Linked DNA regions of Mus musculus: all the other regions are linked to region 1. Evidence: chromatin loops called from intact Hi-C (ENCODE). Cell type or tissue: left cerebral cortex. All regions are shown on one strand. Links, peaks and the distances in the headings refer to the core of each region. The heading gives the core; the rest is flanking DNA.

Region 1 (10,332 bases), core at 979-8,978:
GTGAGCCATTTGGTGTGGGTGCTAGGAGCCCAATTAAGGTCCTCTGGAAGAGTAGCAAGTATCAAAGCAAACTCTTAAATCAATTATAAGAAAATACTGAAGTGTATTTGGACTTATCTGGGTGTATGAATACTTTTTTCAAGTGTAGTTTTTCAACCTAAAAATACAAATACAGACCAAGTATTTATATTTATGAAAACAATATATGTGTGTGTATATATATATATATATATATATATATATATATATACACATATATATATACACATATACATATATACTGCATATATAAAGTACATACATTTTTGACAGCATGAAATGTAGAATAATTCATTAATAGTATATATAAATATACATATTTATTCAAGAGAAGGTTTCTCTGTGTAGCCCTGTCCGGGAACTTGCTCTGTATACTAGACTAGTGTTGAACTCTGAGACTCACCTGCCTCTACCTCCCAAGTGCTAGGATTAAAGGCAACCACACCAGGCTTCAGGCTTAAATATGTTTAACATACTGGGTTAGATGAATTTGTTTTTTACTTTTACTGTCTACTAGAAATTTTAATTTTACATATATGGCTTCCATTGCATTTCTACTGGATGTTATCTCTTAAGAGAAATTCCTGAATGTGCATGACATTGAATATGTTTATTAGATTTTTTTTTCCAAATAAAGCACACATTACTGTATCACTGGGGTATGAGCCACCCCTATCTTACAAGAATATTGTTTATTTACTTGAGACAGTCTCACAAAGCTCAGTCTCACCTCAAACTTGGTATGTAGCCAGGGAAACTTTGAACTCTTACTCCTTCTGTCTCTGTCTCCCAACTGCCAGGAGTACAAGCCTGTGCATCATGCTGGGCTCCTATTTTTAAGAGTATTTCTTTAAAGTCATGTGTGGTGTGTGTGTGTGTGTGGATGTTCATGCAGAGGTCAGAGGGCAACCTAATCCAACTGGTTCTCTCCTCTTCCACAGAATGAGCGAGTTCTACTGCACTGAGGGCTCAACAACAGGAAATTATTTCACCTTTAGAACTGTCCGTTTAAGAACAGAAAAAAAAAAGGATTCAACCATGAATGAACACATAATTATGGAAAATTTAAATGCTATCTGCCTATGTCAGAAGTGAACTCAAAAGTTTGGTGATGATCAACCTTCACTAACGATGGCTTGTTCTATCTAGCACTGGGGAAATGTTGACTTGCTTTCCCTAAGGAAGAAGAATGTTACATCCATTACATATAATTTTACAGTTTATCAGGGATTTTCAAGGGTGTATCTCAAATTTCCCTCATTTAAAAACTGAGATGACCATTAAAATATGGGAAAATACAAATGAACTGCTATTACTTTAGTATCCAATCCTTAATCCTAGGATTATGCAGTAGTCTTGATTTTGTGACTTGCTCTTTTTCACTTAAGCACTGTGTCGTAAACACTTATATTTGGGAAACCGTACTTAAAATACAAGCTTGTGAAGCAACCGTTGCAATTATTTCTTCTAGTTTTAAGTATTTTCGGGTCTGAGCTGTTCTTTACCCTATTCAAATACAACCCAAAAAGCCAGGAGGCGAGGAGTACATTGCATCTGGTAGCGGCGGTTTAAAACATCTCTGGGATTTAACAACCATCGTAATTCTCAAGACATCCTTCATCCGCCTCAACACAGCCCAGCAAGAACCTTGCAGCGGCGCTCCCTAGCTAGATCCCGGATCTTCTCCCGGTCTTATCGGATCCCTTCAGCCCTCTCCACTTCTGCATTCCCTGGATAAAGTTTAGATTATGCGTAATCCAGAAGTCTCCCACCAGCTCCCTAAATTACCTGACAGCAATCTGACCTCCCGGGACACTCAATATTCAACCTTACAGCCGGAGACAACCGGAAACGGACGTTGTTTCCTCTAGTTTCTTACGACAGGAAAATGGGGGAGATGGTAAACGTTCCGGTACTGGCGCAAGGCTCCCAGACAACGTAGAGATGACATGAAGGAGCCTGGAAGTAGAGATTATTTCCCACACTTTGCAGCTGGAGTCTGCTTGAGGTAGAAGATATTGAGGAGAAGGACGATAAAGCCGTGTTTGTCTTGCTCCAGGACGGAATCTTTAGGCGGAGCACCGAGAGGCGGGCCAAAGTCATAGCGCAGCCAATGAGAGCGGTTGTTATTAAGCGCGTGGGCCCACTCAATGAGAAGGCTGGTTGTTATGCTGCAGTTGGCAGGCTGCTGCGGGAGGCGGTGGCGGTGGCGGTGGCGGTAGGAAGCCTGAGGCTGCGGGGTGACAGGTAGGCGGCGGTGCTGTCTTGGGGGGGTTGCGGGGGGGGGGGCGCACGGTGCCGGGTGAAGAGGAATTTCTCCTCCGGCTTCGGACGCCGTAGTCGGGAGCTGACGAAGGTGAAGTGGGAAGGCAGCAGGACTGTTGGATCCGAAGCCCTGCAGACCTGGGAGCAAGCTCGGGAGGGTCGTGAGGAGAAGGCGTCTGCCGAGGCGGCTTGGGGATGAGTGTTGTGGGGCAACTTGGGGCCCTAGCAAGGGCGTTAGGGTGTCGGTGGCGCGGGCTGAGGCGGGAAGGAGGCGGGAGCAAGACACAGGTAGTGAGGGCTGAAGGGATGTCTTGCAAGAAGCCTCAGGTAAGAGAAGGACGTGGTATTGCAGACACCTGCGTGAAATCCTAGGTGTTCTTAGGGCCGTTTGCTGGGATGGGGAGAGGTGCGGAGAAGAAAGATATTTATTGGTGGTCAGCTCTAGAAATTGGTGGTTGTACATTATGTAACCCATGGCAGTTATTTTTCCAAGTAACTCGACTGACCCTGGTAGAAGAAGAGCTCTGCAACCCATTGATGTATCTGAGCACTTTGTTCTTGTTGGCTCCAGCGTTCTCTCTACCGAGGCAGGGTCTGTAGGAGGAGGACAGCGTGAAGGCAAGAGTAGTCACGAAGCGCTTATCCCAAATATGGACTTTGGTTGCGAGACAACACGATGTTAGCTTTAGAGGAATGTTGTCAGATTCGTGTTTTGTAGTACAGGAATTTGCTTTGCGGCTTTAACCTTCAGAAAAGTGGAGAGCCTTTTAAATCTATAGACGAAGATAAATGTAGATTAGAAAATGAACAGTAAATTGGTAGACAACTCGCCCCCAGTGTTAAGGACTGTGAAAATAAGTTGGGAATCTTAGCAGAGGAGTGTCAACTTTTAAGTGATTTCCCTTGTTAAGTCTAGGAAGCTAGTTGTGAGTTATGCCTTAGGCTTAAAAAAATAAGTTCGTTGAATGTCATGGACATAGATAAAATTTATGTACAAATTTAAAACTATTTTGTTTTGAAAAGTCTTTTAAATCCACGGTTTGAATGGTGAAATACAGTCCTAAACAAATCCCTGTCGGCGAATATTGTGGAAGGGCACTTTTATAACTCATTGGAAAAATATCTTTAAAAAGTAGCACTATAAATTATTAAAATGTAAGAGGCCTGAGATGCTGCCGTCAAGTTAGACGATGAGGACAAATGTATCCAGGAAGTATATTGTCTTTCTGGGCTTGTTATTTAACTACATGTTAGAAAAACTTTCTAAGATGTAATCTTTTTCTACTATTGATCATTTATACATAAATATTTATACATATACATAACATAAACATACATATACATAAACATTTATGCATATACATATAAAGCTAGAATTTTTCTCTCAAAATATTGTTTGAGTAGAAATGGGTCATTAGTATTTGTTTTGAAATGTCCAGCACACTGAGGTATTTGTCAGTGCTTTAAATAAAAAAATTTAAATGATACTGGTGTTTTATTGCTTGTCTTTTATCTTTTTACAAGAATAATGGTATTTTGGTCACAAAGAAAGCTTACATTTTGCTTTAGGTGAAATTCTATAGTGCTTTACATACAAAAAATACGGTGTTTACATATTGAAAACAAATATTTGCCTTTAGGTAGTTTGATTTAAGAGAGAGCATGTGTGTTTCTGTGTCTCTCTTATGTAACCAGCCCACTCTGTTTGAGAGAACTAATGGTTGATTTTCAGTGGCCAGTAGGTGTCATTGTAGAATGCCATAAATTGAACACTTGAGTAGGGAATTACCAAAGAGTTTAAAAAACAGTCCCAAATTGGCTTCTAATAGGATCTGGATGATTATTTATAAATCATAGAGATTCTGTCTTTTGAAAGATTTCAGTGTCAAAACTATTTGTAAGTGATTTGACACACTAATTGTAAGGAAATATTTTTGCTTGTTTCAAAATGGTTCTTGAATGTTTTGCTTCTTAATATAATCTTTAATCAATCTCTCTCTCTCTCCCCCTCCCCTCCCCTCCCCTCCCCCCCCTCCTCCCCCCTCCTCTTTCTCTCCAGACAGTCACTATGTAGAGTGGGCTGTCCTTGAATTCATAGATATCCACGCACCTTGCCTCCTGAGTACTGGTGCACCACCACAGCCAGTCCTTAAAGTCTTTCTTAATAGCTAGTATTGATTTGTTTCACTGCTGGTAGTTCACAATTTTTACTTCTTATTGTAATATATTAAGGTCTAGAATGATTTTCAGTCTGACTGAGCTTTATTATAGAAAAAAAAGTACTACATAGTTAAAGTTAACTGCTTTCCATGAAACATTTTTTTTAAATGATATGGGCAGAAACCTCAACCAAGTTGTACTGTCAACAAAAATAATATTTTGTTGTTCTTTTAATGCCAGAACAGATTGTGTGTGTGTGTGTGTGTGTGCGTGCTTCATTGCTTGTTGCTTTTCCCCGCCTCCGGAATATTTTCCCCTATATATTTCTGTAGACTATATACTTTTCTCACTATAGGAACTGAATATTTCTTAGTGTCTAAAATGTAGTATAGTGGATTCCAGTGAGGGCTGGCACAGAAATCTATGAAGGTGGTTTACACCTACTGTAATGGAGCTCATTGCTGCCACAGTCTTCTGATGAGCTTGTCCTTTTTCTAGGTCTGTTCCTTATGCTTGCCATAATATAATTGTTTTTAAAAGGAGGGGGCTTTGAGGGGTTAGGGAGATGGCTTAGCAGGTATAGCACCTGCTATGCAAGAATTTGGATCCCCAGGACCAACATATATGCCAGATGGGCATTGATGGCCATTCCATAATCCCAGCACTTAGCGAGGCAGAGTTGGGGACCCACCGGTGCAAGCTGACGAGTTGGCCTAGTCACATTGGCAAGCTTTGGATTCAGCTGAACATACCTCAGTGTATATAAAAGTGCAGAGTGCATGAGGAAGACACCGAATCAACCTCTGGCCTTTATATAATATACACCTGCACATATGTTCACCCCTACACAGCAGCCACACCACGTGCACACAACCACACATGCACACTACTGATGAAAGAGTTGGATCTAATTTTGAGATTCCTCTATGCAGAAAGAGATTTTAAAATAGTCCAGGAAGCTTTTTAGTTCGTAAAAAAGGACACACAGAGATATTTTTTTATCTGAACTTCGCTTTAATCTTAAAGGTGGAATGTGAAGGAGGTAGGTGCGTTTGGAGGGAGGACCCTGAATGACTTGCTTTACATCTGAACTTCACTTTAGAACCTTTGATCTAACTCAGCTCCTGTCACTTGAGGGTGTGAGCCAGTAACAGCAGCTTTAGCTGAGTGAACCAGCTGCCAAATCTACCAGGATTTTATAGCTCAATAAACTGTTTGTATTTAATGTCATAGCTAGAGTAGTTTTCTAGCCAGAAGTTGAAGTTGCCAAAAATAAAAATGTGCTGAATGTTTTGGTTTGAATTAGTTTCTTCTTGGCAGTTAACCACTTTCCATAAGTCAAGCAATTTCTTTTTACAAATTAGTCCTATACTAATTAATTAAAAGATATTTATTTATTCATCTTATTTTTCTCATGTGTCAGAAAGCTATATTGTCTTAGAGTTAAATGAAAATTTAGAAATAAGAATTTCAAGTTTAGCTGGCTGGTGGTGGCACACACATTTAATCCCAGCACTTGGGAGGCAGAAGCAGGCTGATCTTTCTGAATTCTAGGACAGCTAGGGCTATACAGAGAAACGCTGTCTTGATTAAATAATTTTCAATAAAACATTGATATATAGGTATTCACTCAATGATATGTAGTAAACTTAGAATTGCAAATCTTTTGACCTTGACCTAGGTCAAGTTTAGAAACTTAAGTACTTTAAGCCTAATGTTTAGAGATTTGGCTGTTTTGAGACACATATTAGAAAAACTAAATAGGAATGAGTATAAATCCAAATGTGTAATATTTTAAATGGTATGATTTAATTATTTATAAAGCTGTAATGTTTAGGTTTGAGGATTAGCTGCCAAAATAATAGTTATATATTGTGGTAAAAGGCACTGATATAGAATGGTAAAGATGGGTCACCAGGTAGTCATTTTGCTGTAGAGTAACTGTAACCATCAAAAAATATATGCCATTGTCCATCACATGAGTGGCTGACTTTTTTATTTCTCTCTCTCTCTTCTTTTTTCCCTTTTCCTTTTTTTTTTTTTTTTTTTTTTTTTTGATATGTATCACTGTGTGGCTCTGGCTGGCTTATGAATTCATAAATATCCTGCCCTTTCCAAAGTTGGCATAACAGGTGTCACTGCCATACATGGCTATATTTTCTCTCTTATCATCTTATTAATGTACTGAAGCTAGACTCCTGATGTTATCTTTCTTGTTTGCTTTTGCTTTTGGGTTAGCTTCACTATTAGTCCAAGCTGGATTTATCTCTGCTTTCTGAATGATGGGATTACAAGTGTGCTTCTATCTAGCTCTGTAATGTTTCCTTTAACGTTTTATTAACGGGACCAGAAATGTAGCCTAGTCAGTAGAATGTTTGGCTGGATTCAATTCCTAGTACATCATAAACCAGACATGGTTGCATACACCTATGAACTCAGAGTTTAGTTACATAGGTTTGAAGTCATCCTAGGTTACATGAGACCCTGTTACCTCTTATTGAAGAAATCCTTGGTTCTTTTTAAAAATGATTTGTGCTGGACAGTGATGGTGCAAGCCTTTGATCCCAGCACTCAGGAGGCAGAGGCAGGTGGATTTCTGAGTTCTGGTCTATAGAGTGAGTTTCAGGACAGGCAGGACTACACAGAGAGAAACCATGTCAAACCAAAACAGAAAAACAAAACAAAACAACAACAACCCTGATTTACTACTTTGTGTGCACATGTGCTTTTTATAGGGGAAGCGTATGGTTGAAGGACAACTTTGAAGTTCTTTTCTTCCATTGTGGGCCCTAGGGGATTAAACTCAAGCTTACATGGAAAGCACTTTTTATCCTCTGAGCCATTTCATTGGCCAGAAGTCATTGGTTCTATTGGCCTTTTCTTCTGTTTTATCATTTACTTAGTTTTGTTTGGAGTAAGGATCTCATGTCCTAAATACTGGTCTAAGTATTTCATTTATTTAGTGTGTATTTGTATATTGATACATGTGGGCTCACATATAGCACATGTGTAGAGGTGAAGGGCCAATTTTGGCAAGTTGGCTCTCTCCTTTTACCATGTGGGTTCTGAGGATTGAACTCAGTTTGTTAGACTTAATAGTTAGTACCTTCACCTACTGAACTATCTCACCTGCCCCATTTTCATTTTTCAATCAACACATAGTTATATGAATTTATGGGGTACTATATGATACACACACACACACACACACACACACACACACTACACATAAATAACATTCAAATCAGGGTGACCTTTTTCAACTCCTCAGATATTTGTCTTTTGTATAAAATGATGAGAACAAGAGGCAGGCGAATTTCTAAGTTGGAGGCCAGCCTGGTCTACAAAGTGAGTTCCAGGGCAGTCAGGGCTACACAGAGAAACCCTGTCTTGAAAAATTAAAAAAAAAAAAAAAAAGGTGAGAACATTCAAAACCCTAGCATTTTTTTGAAATATGGATAATTGCAGTTATCTGTACTCATCTCACTATGAACAGAACATCAGAATTTTTGCACTTTATTAACAGTATCTATTAACTAACTTACTCCTATCCCTTCCTCCTACATTCCCAACCTCTTGTAACCACTGCTTTACTCTTTACTTCTATGAGATCTAATTTTAAAGATTGTATATATGAATGGGATCATGTGATATTTGTCTTCCTGATACTAACATTTACAATGATGTACTACAGGTTTGTCCGTGTTGTCACTGATGACAAGATTCCATCCTTGAACACAATAAAACTTGGTCTGTGTGTGTGTGTGTGTGTGTGTGTGTGTATCACATCACGAGCTTTATTCATTCAGCAGTTAGTGGACAGTTATTTTTTAGCTATTGTGAATTGTACTACAATGAACATGGGATATCAGTGTCTCTTAATACTGATTTCTATTCCTTTGGATTTATACCCAGTATTGAAGTTTATTAGATTGTCAGATGTCTTCTTTTATGATTAAAGACAGTGAAACACTGCATATTTGTGTTTTATACTATCGGGTTATGCAATCCTTTTTGTAGGTCTGGAGTAAGCCACAGAGGGACCAGGTTATGTTCCATTTTCTTTAAGAATATAAAACAGTCTAGAGGCTAGGGATGTAGTTTGTCAGTAGTGCATTATAGACATGTGTGCTGAAGAGCCCTAGGTCAGTGTGAACAATGTGAGTAGAGAATTTCCATTAATGACTTAATCTCTGTAAGAATTTATGAAAAGTTTTGCTAAGACATCAAGTAAGAACTTAAAAGCATGGGGCTGGCAAGATGACTGTGGATGAAGGCTCTCAACTCCAAGCCTGATGACCTGAGCTCAGTCCCCAAACACACATCAAGGTGAAAGGAGGAAACTGCTCCTAAAAGTTGTTCTCTTATCACCAACATACATAGTGACACTGTGACCCATACACATACCCATGCAAAAATAAAGAATTGCAAAAATAGCCTAAAGTTTAAAATACAAGTGCAGAAGACATTAAATGAAAATCATGAAAGATTTGTTGAATTTTTATGAATTAGAAAAATGTGATAATGAAAATCAGCCTTAACTTTTGCTATATCAGTGTTTCTTCAAGTTTAAATCTGAGTCCGTTGAAATTTGTATATATGTGCTATACTTGCATGTCTGTGTACTGTGTGCATGTGGTGCCTATGGTGGCCAGCAGAGGGCATCAGAATCCCTGGAATTGGTTTTACAGGCAGTTGTGAGTTGCCATATGAGAGGGGAATTGACCTGGACCCTCTGAAAGAACAACCGATTTTCTTAACTTCTGACCCATGTCTTTAGCTCCTTAAACAACTTTTAAACATCTTTTCAGTAAAAAAAATTATAATTCTGATTTTCTTGCAGTTTTGTTTTTCTGTTAAGTTTTGCAAGCTGCATCACTTTTCTGTACTATAACCTGCAATGTCAGTACTGAGTGTCAGAGTGCAGTACTCTATGTAGTATGACAGCTGTCATTGTAGTGAGCTTCTCACCAGAACCTTTAGTGTCAGTGAGAGAGAGAGAGAGAGAGAGAGAGAGAGCGCAGTGCTGTAGTATGACAGTTGTCAGTGTACTGGATTCCTTTAACCCTTCAGCTGAATTGTAATTGTGGTGTGCCCTCAGAGAATAGTGACTCTTCAGCCAGTCTTGCTTTCTTCCTGCCCTTTCCATGATAGTAGAAATAACTGACACTTTATCTGCGTTCAATTGAGGCATAGCTGAAGTGGCTCAAGGTGCCTAGCACCACAGATTTATTGCTAAAGCCAGCTTTCTTCCTTACCAGTTGGGAATTGTATTTGGCTGCTAAAAACAAATAAGAAAGCCTGGCAGTGGTGTTGCACACCTTTAATCCCAGCACTCTGGAGGCAGAGGCAAGCAGATCTCTGTGAGTTTGAGGCCAGCCCTAGTCTATAGAGTGAATTTCAGGACAGTCAGGGCTATTCAGAGAAATTCTGTCTCAAAAAACAAAACAAACAAAACCAAAAGATAAATAAAAGATAAAAATCAGATAAGAAACAAGTAACCTCTGCTCTAAAAATATAGTTCGCTTCTTTGTTTAAATTTTTAAAAATCAGAAATAAGTGTAGGACTGATACACTTAAGAGTTGTTAGGGATCCAGGCTCCTCCCTTGTTTCCTTTTGCCTGGTTTATACTCTGTGTCTTCCAGTCTCAAGATCACCTAGTAATACTGGCTGACCGGTTCTAGGCAGAAGAAAGAAACACAAAATGGGCACACTGATCTTTTAAGGAAAATCTTTTAGAAACCCTATGCAGAACTTCTTTGATTTTAATGAGTAGAACTTAGTCTTTCATTACACATGCTTGCAAATAAAGTTTAGAAATTGCTTAGTTGAGTGTAGAGACTAGATCAGGGCTCAGGGATAGGGCC
Region 2 (10,332 bases), core at 1,263-9,262, 160 kb before region 1:
ATAAATACATGGAATAAATAAGAGGCAATGTCTGGCCAGCCTATTTACAATCAGTTACTGGGTGCCCTTCATAAGTCAAGATACGGTGAATAGGTGAAACCCAAAGTGGGCAGGATATCCTAGGTGGGGAAGGGAAGGAGGACAAGGCCAACGTGGATTTCGGAGTGTGTGCTCATACAGAGGTTACAGGTCAGCCTTGGGCTCCCTCCTGCCATCTGTGTGAGAAGATCTCTTTGCTGTTCTGTCCTGTGTCTGTCAGACTAGGCTGGCTCATGCACTTCCAGAGGCTCTCTCATCTCTTCATAGGAGGGCTGGAACTACAGGCAACACATGCTGCCCTTTATTTGGGATCAAGAGATTTGAACTCAGGTCTACACATTTGTAAGCATGCACCTTTACCCATTGAGCAATCTAATCCTAAAATAAGTTCTTCCTTCCTTCCTTCCTTCCTTCCTTCCTTCCTTCCTTCCTTCCTTCCTTCTTTCCTTCCTCCCTTTCTTTCTTTCTTTCTTTCTTTCTTTCTCCTTCTTTCTTTCCTTCCTTTCCATTTTTAGGCTTGAGGACAATTCAATTTTTATTTAAAAAAAGAAACAAACAAACAAACAAACAAACAAAACAGGGTGAGGAAGCTATAAAACTCAGCAGCTACCAGGAAGAGAAGAATAGGGAAGAAAATGAAAATTGCCATGCCATTTGAGCCAACAGGGAAGTCTGACACATGACAGAAAGCAGCCACCTGGTGTTTGTGGCTTTTCTATGGGAGGCTAGATGCATACACTCTGTACCTGGGAGGAACAAACTACTGTAGCCCCCAAACTTGAGTTTTACTAAGCTTCCCTTATTGTCTTACTAGAATCTATGACAAGAGACACGGACCAAGCACACAGCTCGCTGCAGATGAAGGTAACACATGTGTACACATGTGTGACTGGATGTCTCATCATTTAGTGGGGTCACAGGACAAATAATCACTCACCGAAACAAAGGGCAGTGTGATCTCGGACACTGGAGCGTTGCGGGAGAAGTTGTAACTTAAGCCAGAGTCTGAAAAACCAGGGCAAAGGAGAGGAAAGTCCCTCACACAAGCCGCTGACAGGGCAGATGTTGGTGAGGAAAGGCATAGCTGGGGCAACAGCTGGGTGGGAGCAGGGCCATCTGGCACATATCCAACTCTGCATTTGGTCACCTAGGCCAGCTAAGGCCTCACTGCTTCAAGCACACACTCGAAGAAAGCTACAAACCATCTTTTAAGAATCTATATTGCTGGGCAGTGGTGGTGCACGCCTTAAATCCCAGCACTCAGGAGGCAGAGGCAAACAGATCTCTCTGAATTCAAGGCTAGCCTGTTCTACAGAGTAAGTTCATTTCCGGATAGCCAGAGCTACATAGAGAAACCCTGTCTCAATAATAATAATAATGATGATAATAATAATAAATCTTTATTATGCAAAGTTGATTACTGGTAATTCTTTCCAGATGATATTGTATCAGGAGAAAATAATACCAATGCTATATAACCCAAAACAGTTTTCTGGTATGCCCAAGACAGCCAGGACTCAGACCCATGACCCCTCACCCAGAGCGCTAGGACCTCAAACATTCAACAACCTTAGGGTCGTTTCTGCCAAGTCATTTTCTTGGAAAGACTCTCAGGAGAGGAAGACTCCTATCCCATATCATGTAAATATCCATTTGGTTTGCAACCTAAGTATTAACATACCTGTCAAAGGGGCTACCCTGAACATGTACATGTAGCACACTACCTTTTTAAACTCTAAAATACAAGGGCCTCCAACAAGGGCCCATAGACCCACACTTCTTAAATACACCCTAGGTTTAGGCCTGGTGAAGTGAGGGCCTTAAAGAGAAATTTCATTAATAATGTTAAGCTTTGGGGCTGGAGAGATGGCTCAGCAGTAGAGGGCACTGACTGCTCTTCCAGAGGACCCAGGTTCAAATCCCAGCAATCACATGTCAGCTCACAACTACCACGAGCTGACTCCCTCACATACACAAGCACACAGGCAAAACACCAATGCACATAAAATGAAAATAAATTATTTTTAAAAATAATATTAAGCTTTTAAGCAAATAGCTGCTTGAGTCCAGAGGATAGACATGTCCAGAAAACAAAGAGTACCTCATCCCACACTCCTGTTCCCAGGAAGAAGCCATTCTCAGGGCACTGATCACATGAGAACCAGGAGGGGCCCGAATGGTTTGTCTACCATTCCTCTGAACACAACTTCCCTCTACTATTGTGGGTGTCACTTGCCCCTTTTCTTCATGAGCAGAGACCAATCCTAATGAGCGCCCTACTTCCCCGTGCACAAATGTTCTTATTATATAAATGTGACTACAAGAAAATAATGTGTATTCAAGGTTCCACTTGTTCCGTTAGAAGGAGAAAAAAAAAAAAAACACATAAGGAGGCATGGAGCAACCCCTAGCCTGTCAGTGTAAGAAGAGGAAGTCTCTTCACATGACACTACAGTGGAAACTGCAAAGTCTGCTACCAAATGTGTGTCTTAGTCAGTTAAAGATAACAAAGATATCAGAAGCGGCAGCAGAGGAGAAAATACTTCCTCTAAAAAACTTGCAAGTGTTCTCTCTGTCTGTCTGTCTGTCTGTCTGTCTGTCTGTCTGTCTTCACAGAGGGACTGGGACCTCTCAGCCGCCAAAGCAAAACAAAGCGATTTGAACAAACCCATACCGTCTCGTCTCTTATCTGCAGATTAGCCACCTGAGCTGGGAGAGTCCATAAGTGACTCTAAGCCAGCAGCTTGTTTTATTCTCAAAGGCGCATGAGTCAAGAGACCCCTGACTCTCAGAGAGAAGGAGCAGCTGACGTGCCCTTCTCTGTAGGGCCAGGTCCCCTCTAGTCACACACTCCATCTCCAGGATGTTAACCTCGAAAGGACTACACTGACATTAGCTTACATTTCATTCCAGACACTGTCCTGTGTCCTTTATGAGTATAATCTCACTCTCCCAACCATCACATAAAGGAAGTTCTGTTAGGAAGTCACGTTTTAGCAGAGACACTGAGCCCGCACATCACAAGCTAAGATAGACAGCAAAGCCATGATTAAAATCCGGGCAATCACTGCCAGGGCCCAACTCTGCTGCTCTCCTACAGTGGGAGAAGTACAGCTATGCACACATAGACATACAGCTGCCCATAACTCAGGAACAGACGTCCAACACAGGCCCTGGGTGTTAGTCATGAATAGCTGAGGCTTGATGACTCATGGCAGGTTGTGACTTGATCTTTATGAGTCTCATAAACACGGGTACAACACAGAAAGCTCTGTACTTCAGACATTTCCTGATGATGAAGGAAGCAAGGCCAACTACAATCAAAAGTAAAAGAACAATCCCACAATGTCCTTTAGAACAGTCAGTGACTCAGTGAGGAGCTATTTCCTCATTTGTCTACTGATGCTAATAGCTAAAATGGCATCTTAAGGGTTAGGGTTACTATTGCTGTAAAGAGATGCCATGACCAAGGCTACTCTTATAAAAGAAGAATTTAATTGGAGGTTTGCTTACAGTTTCAGAGGGTTAGTCCATTATCATCATGGCAGGAAGCAGACAGGCATGGTGCTGGAGCAATAGCTGAGAGCTTTATATCCTGATCCACAGGCAGCAGACTGGGCCTGGTGTGGGCTTTTGAAATCTCAAAGCCCTGCCCCTCAATTACACACCTCCTCCAACGAGGTCACACGTACTCCAGCAAGGCTTCACCTACTAATCCTTCACAAATGGTTTTTCAACAGAGGACTGAACATAAATATATGAGCCGATGGGGGTCGTTCTCATTCAAACCATCACAAATGGAAAGGACTCTTCTCTATAGCGAAGAGACACATTTCTCATGTACCAAAATAGGACATGAGAAAGTGGGATTGTAGCTGAAATCTTGGGAAATCCAATTTCATATTTGCTAATCCGCCCTTCTCTTAGATTGTCTTTGTACAGACCTCCCTTTGGTAATATTTGAAGTGAGGCATCTCTCTGACTGATGCTAAGGAGTGTTGAGAGACATGAAAGTCGTGAACTACAGTGATCACTCATCTGAAGGAAGGGAGAGGTGATTAAATGCAGCCGTATCCCAGGCATCTAGGCTTGCCTCGTTCAGTCTGCACCAGACATCCAACACCTGAGCCAAACAACCGGGTCCAAACAATGAAGGCTCACAGGTAGATCAAACAGAGAGGAGATCTTAGTCACATGTGGTTCAAACACTAGCCACACCCCTACGTTAACACAGACACCATGTTTTTAATAGCCCCAAGGAAGGCTTTCATGGTCTATCCAGGTGAAGTGAAACATCTGACAATATTAGAAACCAGAATGCCTTGCATTATAAATGTCCCTTGCAGACCAGGACCACCCTTAGCCACATTATCCAGGATGCACAGATAAGACACACAAAGACACACCAACTTCCACAACTTAAAGCTAGTGTTGTGCTCCCGAAGTTCATCTCGTGTTCCTCCTAACCCATAACTCAACTGATTTATCTATGTCTGTTGTCGTTAGCCCAAGCCATGTAAGTAATGACCAATAGGAAGTGGGTAGAGATGAGGTGCATCCTTCTCAGGCCTTTCTCTAAAATCTGTGATGAGATCCGCTACACAGTCTCTACTCCCTCATCTGTCAGTCAGTCAAATACAGAGGACTCTACAGACTCCAAGGCATCAAAGGACGACAGGACCCCTGGCTGACCCTATGACATAACAAGCTCCCTTAGCCCGATCCACACTAGACAATGACATGGTTGAAAAGCAAGCACCATAGTAGAGTGTACTTTGTTACTGCAGTTGGTATCTGCCATGTTGACAGATCCACCTTGCTTGGTCATGATCATGCTGTAGGGAGTGGATCCCGGGGTTCTACACTTACTTGTGTCGTTGCCAATACAATCAATGATCAAGCAGATTCCTAGGGGCTTGCTCTGCATCCTGTAAGTCTCTTCACGGATGTGCTAGAAAGAAAGGCAGGGATTAGAGATGCTGGATACTTCTCTGAGACTTATCCATTCTTCTTCTCGTTTGTTTTAAACATTCCCTTTGGCAGGTGAATCACTCAATAGACACAGCCTAAAGTCATCACGGCTGACAGTTCCCAGTAATGTCAATTTTTTCCTCTGTCACAGTAATGAGTTTAAGACAAATAGCTATTCCAACTCTTACTTAATTTGAATGAGAAGTATAATTTATTTTACATGTGTCTTAGCTTTGCAGAATAAAGATAATTTGAAAGAGAGAAGATGGGTCACATGCCCTTGTAGAAGCCTGAAGTAGCACCAAGAATCAACTTTCTAAGCCAGCACAAATGGAGGCTTTCCACTGCTTCCTCTGCAGAGGCTCCACCCGGGCAAAAGCCAGGGCTTGACACAGTTCAGCCGCCACTCAGAACTTCCCTGCATCCCAAAGCTCATTCAAGCCTTCCCCTTGAACATAATTTTTCTTTGTTATATTCAAGGTTCCTGTTCACTGAGTTCTCAGGAGAATTATGCACAGGCACCAAGTTGTCACAAAGAATTTTAAAGAACAGTTTTTGTTTGCTTTGTAAGACGTCAGTGTACTAGTATATACCCTTGCATGCAATACCAAATCAGAGAATTTATTCTTTACCGGAGGTAAAAAAGCTCCTGATTCCTGGATGGATGTCTTCACCAGTGTTCCTGAGGGATGGGAGAGAGAGAGTCATTTACAAAGTAGAACTAAGCCCACACCCAGGCTGGCTGAGTTCTTTTTATCATGACGTTTTGTTTGCCCGTTTCTTTAGCTTCCTATTCTTTCTCCAGCTAGACTCAGTCCAAAGTTCCAACCTCACACAGAAGAGCCTGACCCAAAGGGAAACTCAAGAGCCCTGTTATTCCAGGACTATGTAGAAAAACCATGACATGCAGGTGACAGTCGTAGCCCTCTTCCAGGGGACCACCAGGTGGCTGGTGAGTTTTTAACCTGATAAGGAGAATTCAAAAATGTCACTTCTCTATGGTTTTCCTACATGGGCCAAAACTCTGGATGACACCTAAAGGAAAGAGCGTTGGAGTGTGCAGGAGAGAGGCTCATGTGTGTGTGCTCTGTACCGAACAGATGGCCCATGTTTTCATAGTTCAGTGATGCTGGGAGCCGATAAAATAAAATGTCAGCAGCAAGACATAGCTCAGCAAGCCTGGCAAGTGCTGGAGCCCACAGCAAATTCTGCCCCACAACAATGACTCACTTTAGCCCGCACAAGTGGGAGAAGCACTGGGTTCCGAAGCCACAAAAGGGCTGGCTCACACCTCAGTGCTGAAGAGCTGTCATCTCATTAGCTCATTCCGTCTCTGGGCCAAGACTGCTGCGAAATGAGAAATGGTGTCTAAAGATAGAGGGGGCAGGGGGGCCTTACCAGCATCTGAAACATTTGGGGAAATGAATTGGGTTGTTTGATTTTGTTTCAGAGGTGGGCTCTTGATATGTAGCCTAGGCTAGCCTCCAACCTGTTCTCCTGCCTCCACTAATGAGTGCTGGGGTTACCATCCTGTGCTACCACACTAAGCTTTGAACTAGTCTCTTCCTGTCCCTGTCCCTATCCTACCCCTGCCCTCTCCCTCCCCATCTCCTTCTCTGTACATTTGTGCATTTGCATGCTTGTGAGCAGGTGCAAAGCAACCCTGCTTCCACTCATGGAGGCCAGAGGTAATGGTAAGAGTCTTTCTAATCACTTTTCTTTTCTTTCCTTTTCTTTCTTTCCTTTTCTTTTCTTCTCTTCTCTTCTTCTTCTTCTTCTTCTTCTTCTTCTTCTTCTTCTTCTTCTTCTTCTTCTTCTTTTCTTCTTCTTCTCCTCCTCCTCCTCTTCCTCCTCCCTTCCCCTCCTCCTCCTCCGTCTTCATTTTTTTTTTTTTTTTACAGAATCTCTTACTAGACCCAAAACTTAATTCATATAGGCTGGCCGGCCAGCAAGGCCCAAGGATCCCCCTGTTTCTGTCTCCCCGGTGCTGGGATTACGGGCATGCACCATCGTATCCAGCTTTTACTGTAGGTGCTGGAGATTAAACTCAGGTCCTCATGTTTGTGTGGAAAGCGTTTCACCAAAGAGCATCTCCTTGGCCACTGAGATGAGCTTTCCAAGGGGCAACTAGCAATATCCTTTAAGACAAATTGTGCTTTTAGAAGTTTGGTTGGTTGGTTTTGGTTTTGCTTTGGGTTTGGGGGGGTGGGGTGAGGGCTTTTTTGTTTTGTTTTGTTTTGTTTGTTTTGTTTTATTTTTAGGTTTTCCAAAACAGGGTTTCTCTGTGTAGCCCTGGCTGTCCTGGAACTCACTCTGTAGACCAGGCTGGCCTCCAACTCAGAGATCTGCCTGCCTCTGGCCCCTGAGTGTTGGGATTAAAGGCGTGTGCTACCACCATCCAGCACTTTTACAGTTTTAAGGAAACAATAAATCCTAAATTTAGAAAAATGTGTTTCAAAAACATCTATCGACCAACTGCTTACACTGGCCCAGGCTAGGAAAAACCTAAACGCCCAAACATAAAATTGATTACGTCAACAGTGATACATGTGATTACATACTTTACAATGTTTAAAAGGCTAAGAGTAACTGTTATGCATTTGACACACCCATGCAACATATGTATATTAAAATGGATGATTAAATAACATGGACTTAATACAGAATAACGTACATAAACACTTCTTGTCACTGTCCCCTAAAAAATAAGTATAAAGGCTATAGCATTTCCATTGTACAAAGCAGTGTAAGTCATCTAGAGATGGCTTAAGTGTAGGAGTGCATGTGGACAGGTTATATGCAAATGCTGTATCCTGCTGTATAAGAGACTTGAGTATCCGCAAACTGTGGTACCCACAGGGCATCCTGGAGTAAGTCACCTACAGACACTAAGGGACAAGTGAATGTACTCCGGGTTAAAGATGAAGAGGTTTAAATCAACCACTGTAGGATTGATAGGCGAGCACTCGACCATCATGTGAGAGGTTCTAGGTTGAATCCCCAACAGCAAAATGAAATTGAAAGCATGTTAATCAAGCTCTAGCTGGGCGTGTTGGCCTACTCTGGCAATCCCAGCCCTTTAAGAGATGGTTGTTAAAGACCTACCTATGCAACAAGACCCTTTCTAATAAAAGTCAATAGGATAAAATAAGTCAAATAAAACTATGGCTATTGCTGATATATGAAATTAGGAGGGGGATTTTGCTTGATTTTCTTCTGTTCTAACAATCAATGTTTATTGTAACAGAAAAGAAAGCCCATGCCATGAGTGGCAGACGGGACTCTGTGCCTGCACAGCCTGCAGACATGTACTCAAATTATTCTTCCTTAGAAAATGTGAGTGTGACATGGCGTCTCGGGGTAGTCACTACCTCCGCCATCAGTGGAGCCATTTGCAAGTCCAAGCTGACCTGAATACATGGTTTGATTATCTTAAGCTTCTTAGTTTAAGACAGACCTGACCGAATGCTTTTCCTTCTATTAGTAAGTCAAGTTCAGGTCAAAGCAGACAGGTGGCTCTCCTTACAGTGTCACCAGGTGTCGGGAGCCTCAAGTACTCTTCTGGACTACATGATAGGATCGCAATGGAAAGAACGCGTGCGTTTTACATTCCTAAGCAAGCCTGCCGGGTCTCCTGTTTTCTTTTCTACTTTAAACAGCATTCGGAGCGCTAACTCTTCCACCTCACCAATGTTTTAAGAAACAGGCTGTCGCTTCCGAAACAAATTCCGTTCTCAACAGTTTTCTCTGAAGAGAAGAACTGTAGGTCGGGAGCGGCAGGCGTGAGCAGCACCATCTGGCTAGTCGGGGTAAAATGGTTCCCAGTTTCCAAGAGCACACGCAGCCTGCAGGCTACAAAAGCTGCACCCACAAGGCTTCCACCAAGGCCAGGGCGCCGCCCCACTCAAAATGTTCACACTGCTCGTTCGTGTCCGTGCCCCTCTACTGCGCGCACAACAGATCCAAAGGCCCTTGGGTCGCACTGCCCTCCATAGAGGCTTAGAGCCCTCGCTGGCCTACAACACAAGCCACCTCACCAGTGTAAGGCAGCGTCCTGACTCTCAAATTAGAAAGGCCTCAGTACAGCAAAGAGATGCTTTTTAAAAAATGATGTTCTGGACTGGAGAGATGGCTCAGAGGCTGAGAGCACTGGCTGCTCTTCCAGAGGTCCTGAGTTCAATTCCCAGCAACCACATGGTGGTTCACAACCATCTGCAATGGGGTCTTCTGGGTGTCTGAAGACAGCGATAGTGTACTCATATACACAAAATAAATAAGTAAATAAATACTTTATAAAAATGATGTTCTAAGCCAGGCATGGTGGGACATCACTGTAGTTTGAGCCCTCAGAACTGAATCAGGAAGATTGTTAGGAGTTTGACGTTAACCTGAGCTACATCATAAATACCGGCCCAGCCAGGGTTACACAGCAAGGTTCTATCTCCATCCCCACATACAAATAAATAGACAAATAAATAAATGAGTAAGGACTTTAGGGAATGCCATGGCTAAAGTGCTGACATTTTAAGAAGAGACCATGTAGGTTGAAATGAACAAGCTTTTAATTGCATTTCTTTTCTTTTTGTGGAAGAGAGACACTGCCCTCTCTGGAGTTTCCAGATTAGCATTTCTTCTTCCTGCTGCTAGATATTTGGTTTCATGTGCCTTATTATCACGGTCAGATTAATGTTTAATATGGTCTGGTTATAGCTCCATTTCAGAAGTACAAATGGCCCATCACTCACAAATACAGCCAAGGCGGTCGATGCTCCCGTGACGTCAGTGTAGTTAGATTTAGGTGCACTAAGTCAGAGAGTAACAGGAAGTGCCAAAGAGGAGGGCACCGCAGGAACATGCTTCGGCTCTTTGAGAGCTTAATTAAAACATGTGAATAAAAGAAGCAGCCAGCTCTAAAAAGGAACTTTTCCTTTTTTCTTTTCTCTCTTTTTCTCTTGTTTTAGATGACAGGGTCTCCCTATGCTGCTAAGGAGGCTTAGTCTTGAACTCGTGGGCACAAGAGAAGCTCCCACTTCAACTCTCCAGCACCTAGGTCAATAAGCATGGCTCACCACACACCACAATGTGTACATTTTTTCCCCAGTGCTGAGGATCAAACCTGGGGCCTCATTCATGCTGGACAAGTGCTCTCCCAACTGAACTACATACCTCACCTCCTTGCCCTTAAATTATTAAGCATTTATCAAGAATAAATAAAAGAAATTGATGGCTTACTTTGACTGTCACGGTATTCCACAAATCTTGGCTCTTTACTTCGCCCATTCTGGAGCTTCAAATATAAAACAGAAGGTCACACTGTGTTAG
Region 3 (10,332 bases), core at 1,124-9,123, 94 kb before region 1:
TCGCTAGTATCTGCTGTCACCTGAGTTTTTTATCTTAGCCATTCTGACTGGTCTGAGGTGGAATCTCAGGGTCATTTTGATTTGCATTTCCCTGATTACTAAAAATGTAGAACATTTCTTTAGGTGCTTCTTGGTCATTAGAGTTTCCTCAGTTTTGACATAGAATATCTTGTTTTCTCCATCTACGGTGATTGAGAGTTTTGCTGGGTATAGTAGCCTGGGTTGGCATTTGTGTTCTCTTAGGGTATGTATGACATCTACCCAGGATCTTCTAGCTTTCATAGTCTCTGGTGAGAAGTCTGGTGTAATTCTGATAGGTCTGCCTTTATATGTTACTTGACATTTTTCGCTTACTGCTTTTAGTATTCTTTCTTTGTTTTGTGCATTTGGTGTTTTAACTATTATGTGACAGGAGGAATTTCTTTTCTAGGTCAATCTATTTGTAATTCTATAGGCTTTTTGTATTTTCATGGGCATCTCTTTCTTTGGGTTAGGGAAGTTTTCGTCTAGAATTTTGTTGAAGATATATACTGGCCCTTTACGTTGGGAATCTTCACTCTCTTCTATACCGATTATACTTAGGTTTCATCTTCTCATTGTGTCCTGGATTTCCTGGATGTTTTGGGTCAGGAGCTTTTTTGCTTTTTGTGTTTTCTTTCACTGTTGTGTCAATGTTTTCTATGGTATCCTCTGTACCTGAGATTCTCTCTTCTATCTCTTGTATTCTGTTAGTGGTGCTTGCATCTATGACTCTTGATCTCTTTCCTAGGTTTTGTATCTCCAGGGTTGCCTCCCTTTGTGATTTCTTTATTGTTTCTAATTCTACTTTTAGATCCTGGATGGTTTGTTCATTTCCTTTGCCTTTTTGATTGTGTTTTCCTGTAATTCTTTAAGGGATTTTTGTGTTTGCTCTTTAAGTGCTTCTACCTGTTTAACTGTGTTCTGTATTTCCTTAAGGGAATTATTTATGTTCTTCTTAAAGTCCTCTATCATCATCATGAGAAGTGATTTTAGACCCGAATCTTGCTTTTCATGTGTGATGGTGTATCCAGGACTTGCTATGGTGGAATATCTAGGTTCTGATGATGCCAAGTTAACCTTAGTTTTTGTTGCATATATTCTTATGCTTACCTCTCACCACCCGGTTATCTCTAGTGCTTCCAGCCCATGCCCTCTCTGACTGGAGCCTGTCCCTCCTAGGAGACTGTCCCTCCTGTGATCCTGGTTGTATAGGAACTCCTTAGAGTCAAGCTGTCTCTGTGATCCTGTGATTCTGTGATCCTGTGATCCTGAGATCCTGACTGTGTCAGAGCTCCTGGGAGTCAGGCTGCTTCTGGATCCTGAAATCCTGGCGTGACCAAGTTCCTGAGATCTTGTGATCCTGGGATTGTTAGAACACCTGAGAGTTGAGCTTCCTCTGGGTGTTGTGGCACTGGTTGCCTCCATTTTTCTGATGGGGACACTGAGTCACAGAGATGTTAAAAATCTCCATGGCTAAATATATAAACCTTGGTCTGTCCATTCCAAAAGTTGAGCAGTTTCCACACTGCCCATCTACTGCCCATAATGGAGGAAGGGGAGGAAAAGGAGAGTGGTAACCATGGATCAGTTGGCACTGCTGAGTTTAATGGGCCCCTGGGGGCCAGGTGATTGTTGAGATTAGATCTGAGGGTAGTGCCTGGGGGAAGGCACAGAAGGGTCCTGTGGCCTAGAATTTCAGAGAATTTCAGCACAGTGTCAATGTGTATAAGATGTGAGGAAGCTGTCTTAGAGTTTCCATTGCTGTGAACAAACACCATGACCAACGTTACTCTTATAAAGGACAACATTTAATTGGGGCTGGCTTACAGGTTTAGAGGTTCAGTCCTTTATCATCAAGGCAGGAAGCATGGCAGCATCCAGGCAGGCATGGTGCAGGAGGAGCTGAGAGTTCTACATCCTCATGTGAAGGCCGCTAAGAGAAGACTGGGTCTCAGGTTGTTAGGGGGTCTCATTGCCCACCCCCACTGTGATACACTTCCTCCAACAAGGCCACACCTGCTCCAATAAGGCCACACCTCCTAATGTGCCACTTCTGGGCCAAGCATTTTCAAACTACCATGGAAGCACACAGTAGGTGGAGGAACCTCAACTCTTCTGGGTTCACAGTTTCCATTTGTCTTCCACCTTGTGACCCAGGAAGTGATTCAAGTGTCACCTGGCTATACACTCATTCGAAATCGAGAACAGATATCAGTCACCTTGGGAGATGAGATGTTCAACAGGAAAAAGCACTTGGAATCAGATGTCTTGAGCAAAGTCAAATTTTCCAGGTAAAGTCTTTGGGTCAGCACCGGCTTCTCAGAGCTGGCCCTGCCCAGCTATTCAGCCGTGCTTGGCACCAGTTCAGCACCTGACATCTACACCCACGCCACAGGTCCTTGACAAGAAACAGTTACAAAGATAGGGGGTCCAGCCAGCATGACTAAAGAGGCAAGTGCTTCTGCCAGGAAGGGACAGGTGAAATACCCAAAAAATGGTCTGGCTTCTGAATATGGGAATAAAGAGCAAAGCCAGAGATTTTGGAAGCCTGGAGTGTGTCTGTTTCAATATAAGTAACCCAAAGTGCCCATGACTCTGCGAGACACTATTAGGCGGGTTCTACTGTTAAGTAACCACCATCTGCTTTCTCAGAAGCCCTGCCTCTTTTTTCTATCCTCCGACGTTACACTCATATCCATCCACACATCTCGTTTCTACTTCCTAAAACCCTCATTCATGTCTTCTAGTCAGGCCTCTCCTTACTACATCACTGGAGAGCTCTCCCAGTGTCTCCTCTTTCCAGCCTTTGTCTGCTGTAAGAACTACTGTTCTGAAGCCACAGTGGGCACACACTGTTAACCCTGTACTGGGGGTGAGTGTAGGGGTTGATCTCTGTGAGTTAAAGACCATCCTGATCTGTATAGCAAGTTTCAGGACAGCCAGAACTATGTAGAAAGACCCTGTATTGAAAACAAAAAGCAAGCAAGAAAAGAGCTATTGTTCCAAAGATCTGGAAGATGTTCAACAGATCAAGCTTGTTCTTATCTCTAGCATCCTTGTAAAAATCTGGACATGGTGACACATGCCCATAATCCTAGCACTGAAAGACAGCAGAGAATCTCTGGGGCTCATTAGCCAGCTGAATGAGTTGAAACATTAGTTCTAGGTTCAGTGAGAAAACCTGTCTCATAAAATGAGTGGAGAGTAACAGAGGAAGACACTTAAAATTGATCCCTGTCTTCCATGTTTGTACACACACACACACATTTTTGTTTTATTTGGTTGTTGTTGTTGTTGTTTTGAAGCACTATGTTGCTGTATAACCCAAGCAGGACACTACTACCCTGTTCTTGAGTGTTGGGAGTGCAGACATGTTTGCACACACATATTCATTTGCACCTCCTCTTAGCCGCATCCTCAGGCAGTCCTTGTCTACTGGTGCCTGTCAGCATGAGTCTCCCCACACTTCCTCATTTCCTAATCCTCTGACCTCTTGAGTTCGACTATTGATAACCACACTCTGGTAAGTGTCCAACACATTGTTATTTCTCTTCTGCTCAGTGGGACACCACACAGCCCACATCACTTCCAGCTTAATTACCTTCAGGGCTAGATGCCAGGTCCAAACACTCTACTATGAAACGCCTTATCGACCACTGCATCCCCATGCCTTAGTCGTGGAGAAGACACAAACAGACCAGAGTCAGGCAGTCTGGGGGCCTGGCTGGTGTGACTAACAACAAGCTCTCTTGGTGATAGAGTGTTTGTCCCACAGGACTGATATCATTTCTGACCTTCAGGAGCAAATTGCTGAGTTGATGGCAATAATAGAACAGATGAACAGAGACCAGCAGTCTGCCCTGAAACTGGTGAGTGACCCTTGTATCAGCCACACCCTCATGGCTAATACATTCAGATTACCCAAGTGCCAGGTAACATGGCAGGCGGATCACCACCGTACTGAAGCGTGGTATCCAAGCGCCAGACTCGGCATAGTGTGCAGTGAGCAGTACCTTCCCTCCTCCATCCTCATCCATCTCTGTAAAAACTGAAAGACATTGCATTCCTGGGGTTCCAGGTGCCTTTGGGTGTGTGCATGGTAACACTGTCTCTTCTACACTGCTAACACTGTCATGAGATCCGCAGGCTTCAGAGGTTGCCAGGCTATTGCTAATGACCCCGGCATGGAAGATGCCTCCTGTGTCTTGGAAAACCTTCTAGGAAGCCCTAGGGCCCACCCTCTGTTACTATGAAGGTCCCAGAGCCCATTCTTCAGAATCAACTGGAGTCCATTTAGTCTGGATGCATATGTATGTTTATGTATATATATATATAATTATGCCTGCATGTACACCCACAGGCCAGAAGAGGGCACCAGATCTCATTATAGAGGGTTATGAGGCATCTATAATGGTTCTGCTGGGAATTGAGCTCAGGATCTCTGGAAGAGCAGCCAGTGCTCCTAGCCTCTGAGCCATCTTTCCAGCCCCTCTTGATGCATTCTTAACAGGTGACATTTTTAGCATTTTGGTCACCAGTTCCAGTTTTGAGCCTTTCTTCCCCAGCTCAGGCATGTGACCAGGGCTGGAGTAACAGACCATAGCCATGCTCAGAAAGTACCCCCTGGTGTTCCTGAAGGGAACCGTGAGGCTCTGCCTTCCCACAGCAGCCTCTCATGCTGATTAACCTTAGGCTGTCTGAATCTTACAGTCACGGGCTGGTTCGTGACCAGGCTTAGACCTTCCCCACCTCAGCTGGGCTGATGTCTTCTACAAAAGAAATCTGAAGCTTGAGGAAGCTTGTGGAAGGTGGTGGGGCTTCAGGCAACCTCACATTTTGACTCACCACCACAAGCCCTGCACCACACAACTTTAGCGACTGTCTTTTTTGCAAGTGGAAGTGGGGGTGTTGAAAATATTCTAACCTTTGAAAGGTCTCTGTGCAGAATCCAGGATGACACCGAGATGGGGTATAAGAAGTTTTTAGGAAAAGTTAGTAACACCACGGACAGACAGACAGAAAGACAGACAGTCTCCTAGCAGAGACTCTGAGGAGTTGATGCCCCGTTGCCTCCGCATGCTGGGACTCTGAGGAAGAATCCAGGTCCACAATGTGGAGGAGGGGCCTGCAGCCAAGATGGCTGATTCCCTGGCAGAGGGCAAGGAGGGAAGAGGAGGGACTGTGTGGCCACACGTAGCCCTTTGATGTGTCCACAGTCTGATTGTTGGTTCTTTTTGACTCTTCCAGTCAAGTCTCTCGCTAAATAAGTGATTCCCAAAGGTGAAAGAGCCCAGAGGTTACAGTATTAGGATGAAATGACAGAAGGAACCAGACCCAATGACAAAGTAGCAACAAAATGGTGGCCGTGCATTACCCGCATGATGCACTGACTAGGGAGAGGACAGTCAGTAGTCCCTCTGCTATGTGTGTGTCCTGTGCACTGCAGAACATGCCCAGGAGAGACTGAGAGGGGCATCCCCTCAGAACGGAGGGGCTTCGCGTATATAGATAAGAGCGGGCTGGGGCTCTGAATGCTTGGCTGTTAACGTTGGCCTCATTTCTAGCTCTCCAAAGATCTGGATCTCCGCTGTTCCAACATGAAGCAGAAGTTTGAAACCGAGAGCAGGTATGCTTTCTGGCAGAGGACTGCGTGCTGAGAGCCCAGGATCCCGTGCCCTGGCAGGATTCTAGGTCCCCAGGCATCCCCAGCAGGGCTAAGTGCAGCCTGTGACACTAGAGAGCAGGGTAGCCTCATTACTGCCACTAAGATGAATCAGTTTGTGTTTGGTATCCCTGCCTTTCATCGTTCATCCGTCTCATTGCCACTGTAGTATTTCTTTTGATTGGTTGCTGAGGAAAGTTATGTTGTTCTCCACGAAGCTTCTGTCACCCTGGATTTGTTATAAGTACATTCTCCTTCCCGGTCCTCCTCCTCCTCCGCCTCTCCTCCTCCTCCTCCTCCTCCTCCTCCTCCTCCTCCTCCTCCTCCTCCTCCTCCTCCTCCTCCTCCTCCTTCCCTCCTACTTCTGTCTCTTAGCTCAGGGCCTGGGCAACAAAGGAAGGAGAGATGGGTGGAGAGGGGACAGGCCATGGCAAGTTGGGGCCAGGGGGAGAGAATAAGAAGGAAGTGTGTTGTGTGTTGTCTGTGTGGGGAACATTATTTTTTTTAAAGCCTGGAGGCCATCTTGGTGAGAGACAATCACCTCTGGCTGCACCATCCACACTTGCTTGCTTATAATTACTTTCTGATTTTTAAAGAACAGTTTTAGCGTCTTGGCAAAATAAGGGAGAGTCTGAACTCCCAGGCAGGCACATTGTGTACCATGCACAACAGCCTCCTTGTAGAACCGACCTGTGTTCTGTCGGCAGATGAGAGTTTAAAATGCTATTCTGCTCCAAAAGAGAAGGGAATTCTCCCAGTTGTGAGAACATGGGTGGATCGGAAGGATGGAAGTGAAATAAACCAGGCAAAGAAAAGTCTCTGTGTTCTCACTCAGAGCTGAAACCTCTTAGGAAACAGAACCTAGACTGATGGTTGGTTACTTAGGCTAGCCTATGAGAGGTGACTGTCAAAGTGTACAGAATTTGGGCCAGCGCTTCCACCAGGCCTGATGACCTGGATTTGATCCCCAGGACCCATGTGGTAGAACACTGAGTCTCTTAAGTTACACTCTGGTCTCCATGCATGGATGGATGGTTGGTGTACACACACGCCATGCACACTAAATAAATTAAGTAAGTAAGTAAGTAAATAAATAAATAAATAAATAAATAAAATAACAATGTTTTAAAGTATATAAAATCTCAGACAGTAGAAATATTTTTTAAAATCTTTGCAGGCCTTAGGATAATAATACTACCGTGTTCTTCATTTCTTATTGCACAAGAGCACATTTTAAGGCTGTAGAGATGACTCAGTGGTCCTAAGTTTATACTGCTCTTGCAGCGGATAGTTAAACATGCTGTTCTAGTTTATGAATACAATGTGGAAATAATTAAATCAACATAGCTGACACACAGATGTCAACTCAATGATTACAATTTTTTGTGGTAAGAATGTTTGAAACTCGCTTTTTTTTTTAAAAAAAGTTGTTTTGGTTGTTCATTTTGTTTATATGTATGAGTCTGTGTGGGGTAAGTGTGCATGAGTATAGTACAGAGGTCAGAAGGTGCTGGACCCCCTGGAGCTGGACAGGTAGTGGCAAGCCACCATACCAGTGTATGTTTAACTCCACAAGCTTGTGTAATGTACATGAGTATTTATTTTTATTTTTATTTATTTTTTAAACATATATAAGAAATAAATGTAATAAACCAAATACATGGACAAAAAAATACAAGAATCATATGAGCATCTCAATGGAAGAAAAAAAAAAAGAAAAAAAAAGAAAACAGAAAAAGTCTTTGATAAGATTCAATATTCCTTCTTAGTAAAAACCCTAGAATAAGTAGGACGTAGGAAGCATATTCCAACATAATAAAGATTGTGTATGACAAATCCATGGCCAATATCATCCTAAATGAATAAAACCATTAATAAGCCCCATTAACATCAGAGATGGGAGAGGACTGCCCACTGTCCCTACTTCTCATCCATAATGTGATTGAAGCATTAGCTGGAGCAGTAAGGCAAGAGAAGGGAAACAAATGGGAAAATATTAGGTCAAAGTATTTTCAGTTGAAGAATATATTATCTTATACCCAATATTCTCAAAATTTGACTAGAAAAATTGTAGAAATTATCAATAATTTCAGCAAAGTGTTGTGATTCATAATTGACTTACAAAATTTATCAGTCTTAATACATAAGCGTAACAAGCCTGCTGAAAAAGAGGTCATGGACACGTTCCTCTGCCAAGTTCTCAAATCAAATAAAGTATTTAGAATATACATAACAAAAGAGGTTAAAAAAAAACCCTCTACAATGAAAACTTTAAATGTGTGAAGAAAGAGATTGAGAAACATACTAGAATTTGAAGACCTCCCAAGCATACAACTTGGTAGAATTAACATTGTGAAAAAAAGACTTTCCTACCAAAACAATTTACTGATTCAATAAAGTCACAATCAACATCCCCATCTCATTCTTCACATAAATAGAAAAAAAAATTCGCAATTTGATATGGAACAACAAAAGACTCAGAGTAGTCAATTAGTCCTAGATAAGTGTTTGTGTCTATGCATTCTGCTCATTTTAGGGGCCAAGTGCCTCTGTCTATGACCCCAACATTTATGTATCTGTTTCTATTGAGTCAATTTTGTTAGATATTAGAATGGCTACTCCAGCTTGTTTCTTGGGACCATTTGCTTGGAAAATTCTTTTTCTACCTTTTACTCTGAGGTAGTGTCTGTCTTTGTTACTGAGATGCGTTTCCTATATGCAGCGAAATGCTGGGTCCTGTTTATGTATCCAGTCTGTTAGTCTATGTCTTTTTATTAGGGAACTGAGTCCATTGATATTAGGAGATATTAAGGAAAAGTGATTGTTACTCCCTGTTACTTTTGTTGTTAGAGGTAGAATTATGTTTGTGTGGCTATCTTATTTTGGGTTTCTTGAAGGAAGATTACTTCTTGCTTTTTCTAGGGTGTAGTTTCCCTCTTTGTGTTGGTGTTCTCCATCTATTATCCTTTGTAGGGCTGGATTTAAGGAAAGATAATGTGTAAATTTAGTTTTTGTCATGGGATATCTTGTTTTCTCAGTCTATGGTAATTGAAAGATTTACTGGGTATAATAGCCTGGGCTGGCATTTGTGTTCCCTTAGGGTCTGTATGACATCTGTCCAGGATCTTCTGGATTTCATAATACCTGGTGAGAAGTCTGGTATAATTCTAATAACTCTGCCTTTATGTGTTACTTGACCTTTTTCCCTTACTGCTTTTAATATCCTTTCTTTGTTTTGTGCATTTGGTATTTTGATTATTATGTGAAAGGAGGAATTTCTTTTCTGGTCCAATCTATTTGTAGTTCTGTAAGCTTCTTGTATGTTCCTGGGCATCTTTCTTTAGGTTAGGGAAGTTTTCTTCTATAATTTTGTTGAAGATATATACTGGCCCTTTAAGATGGCTCTCTTCTATCGCTATTATCCTTAGGTTTCATCTTCTCATTGTGTCCTGGATTTCCTAGATGTTTTGAGTTAGGAGCTTTTAGCCTTTTGCATTTTCTTTGACTGTTGTGCCAATGTTTTCTATGGTATCTTCTGCACCTGAGATTCGCTCTTCTATCTCTTGTATTCTGTTGGTGATGCTTGCATCTAGGAGTCCTGATATCTTTCCTATGCTTTCTATCTCCAGGGCTATCTATCTCTCTTTGTATTTTCTTTATTGTTTCTATTTCCATTTTTAGATCTTGGATGGTTTTGTTCATTTCCTTTGCCTGTTTGATTGTGTTTTCCTGTAATTCTTTAACGGATTTTTGTGTTTGCTCTTTAAGTGCTTCTACCTGTTTACCTGTGTTCTCCTGTATTTCTTTAAGGGAATTATTTATGTCCTTCTTAAAGTCCTCTATCACCATCATGAGAAGAGATTTTTAGATCTGAATCTTGCTTTTCTGGTGTGATGGTGTATTCAGGATTTGCTATGATGGGAGAATTGGGTTCTGATGAAGCCAAGTAACCTTGGTTTCTGTTGCTTATGTTCTTATGCTTGCCTCCTGCCATCTGATTATCTCAAGTACTACCTGCCCTCACTATATCTGACTGGAGCCTGTCCTCCCTGTGATCCTGGTTGTATAAGAACTCCTCATAGTCCAGCTGTCTCTGTGATCCTGGGATTCTGGGTGTGTCAGAGCTACTGAGAGTCAAGCTGCTTCTGGGATCCTGAGATTCTTGTGTGACCACGCCCCTAGGATCCTGGGATCCTGGGTGTGTTAAAGAGCCTTGGAGTGGAGCTTCCTCTGGGTGTTATGGGACTTGCTACAGAGCTCTGGCCCAAGGTCTGCTCAGGGCTCCAGCACAGATCAGAAGGAACTGTGCCTCTGCTCATGTGGGGTTCCTGCTTCCCTGGATCCCGCTAGCCCTAGTTACTCCCAGTGGTGTTGGGACCAGAAATGAGCATTTATGACAAAACAAATCCTGGTAGAGATACCACCTCTATATAATCCCCAGCATTTTAGGCATTGATGTCTTTATTTATTTTTCTTGTTTGTTTGTTTTTTTTTTTTTTCAGACAGGGTTTCTTTCTTTGTAGACCAGGCTGTCCTTGAACGCACAGAGATCCACCTGCCTCTGCCTCCCAAATGCTGGAATTAAGGTGTGTGCCAGCCACCACGTCCAGCTTGCTTTGTTGTTTTTATATTACTTTAAAGTTTTCAAG

What was found. A loop is a pair of places that touch in the nucleus more often than their neighbours do. Peaks named below come from ENCODE experiments on the same cell type or tissue, not always from the same donor. Only the 100,000 strongest peaks of a DNase experiment are listed, where the experiment ranks them.
Region 2: a loop joins it to region 1, with 2.7 times the contacts of the local background. A loop is called at or near these places in 2 of 42 quality-filtered maps.
Region 3: a loop joins it to region 1, with 2.1 times the contacts of the local background. A loop is called at or near these places in 3 of 42 quality-filtered maps.

Annotation. Positions count from the first base shown.
Region 1 is chr1:58,578,166-58,588,497 of GRCm38, reverse strand. It overlaps Fam126b (family with sequence similarity 126, member B), which reads left to right and starts at 2,165. Exons shown (of 13, transcript NM_001310598.1): 1 at 2,165-2,286. It overlaps Ndufb3 (NADH:ubiquinone oxidoreductase subunit B3), which reads right to left and starts at 2,101. Exons shown (of 3, transcript NM_025597.3): 1 at 1,828-2,101. In left cerebral cortex, for the core only: CTCF peaks have their summits at 2,211 and 4,045 (motif pointing right); DNase peaks (open chromatin) are centred at 2,154, 2,910, 4,020, 5,277 and 1 more place; H3K4me3 peaks cover 3,202 bases; H3K27ac peaks cover 2,411 bases.
Region 2 is chr1:58,735,623-58,745,954 of GRCm38, reverse strand. Cflar (CASP8 and FADD-like apoptosis regulator) reads right to left here. Exons shown (of 10, transcript NM_207653.6): 6 at 10,243-10,297; 7 at 5,643-5,692; 8 at 4,909-4,990. Among named protein-coding and RNA genes, the nearest start is that of Cflar, 28 kb to the right of the region's middle. In left cerebral cortex, for the core only: no CTCF peak of the experiment used is centred there; DNase peaks (open chromatin) are centred at 2,250, 2,503, 6,212 and 8,767; H3K27ac peaks cover 3,902 bases.
Region 3 is chr1:58,671,844-58,682,175 of GRCm38, reverse strand. Flacc1 (flagellum associated containing coiled-coil domains 1) reads left to right here. Exons shown (of 15, transcript NM_175370.5): 5 at 2,179-2,312; 6 at 3,797-3,890; 7 at 5,586-5,647. Among named protein-coding and RNA genes, the nearest start is that of Flacc1, 19 kb to the left of the region's middle. In left cerebral cortex, for the core only: a CTCF peak has its summit at 4,388 (motif pointing right); a DNase peak (open chromatin) is centred at 4,403.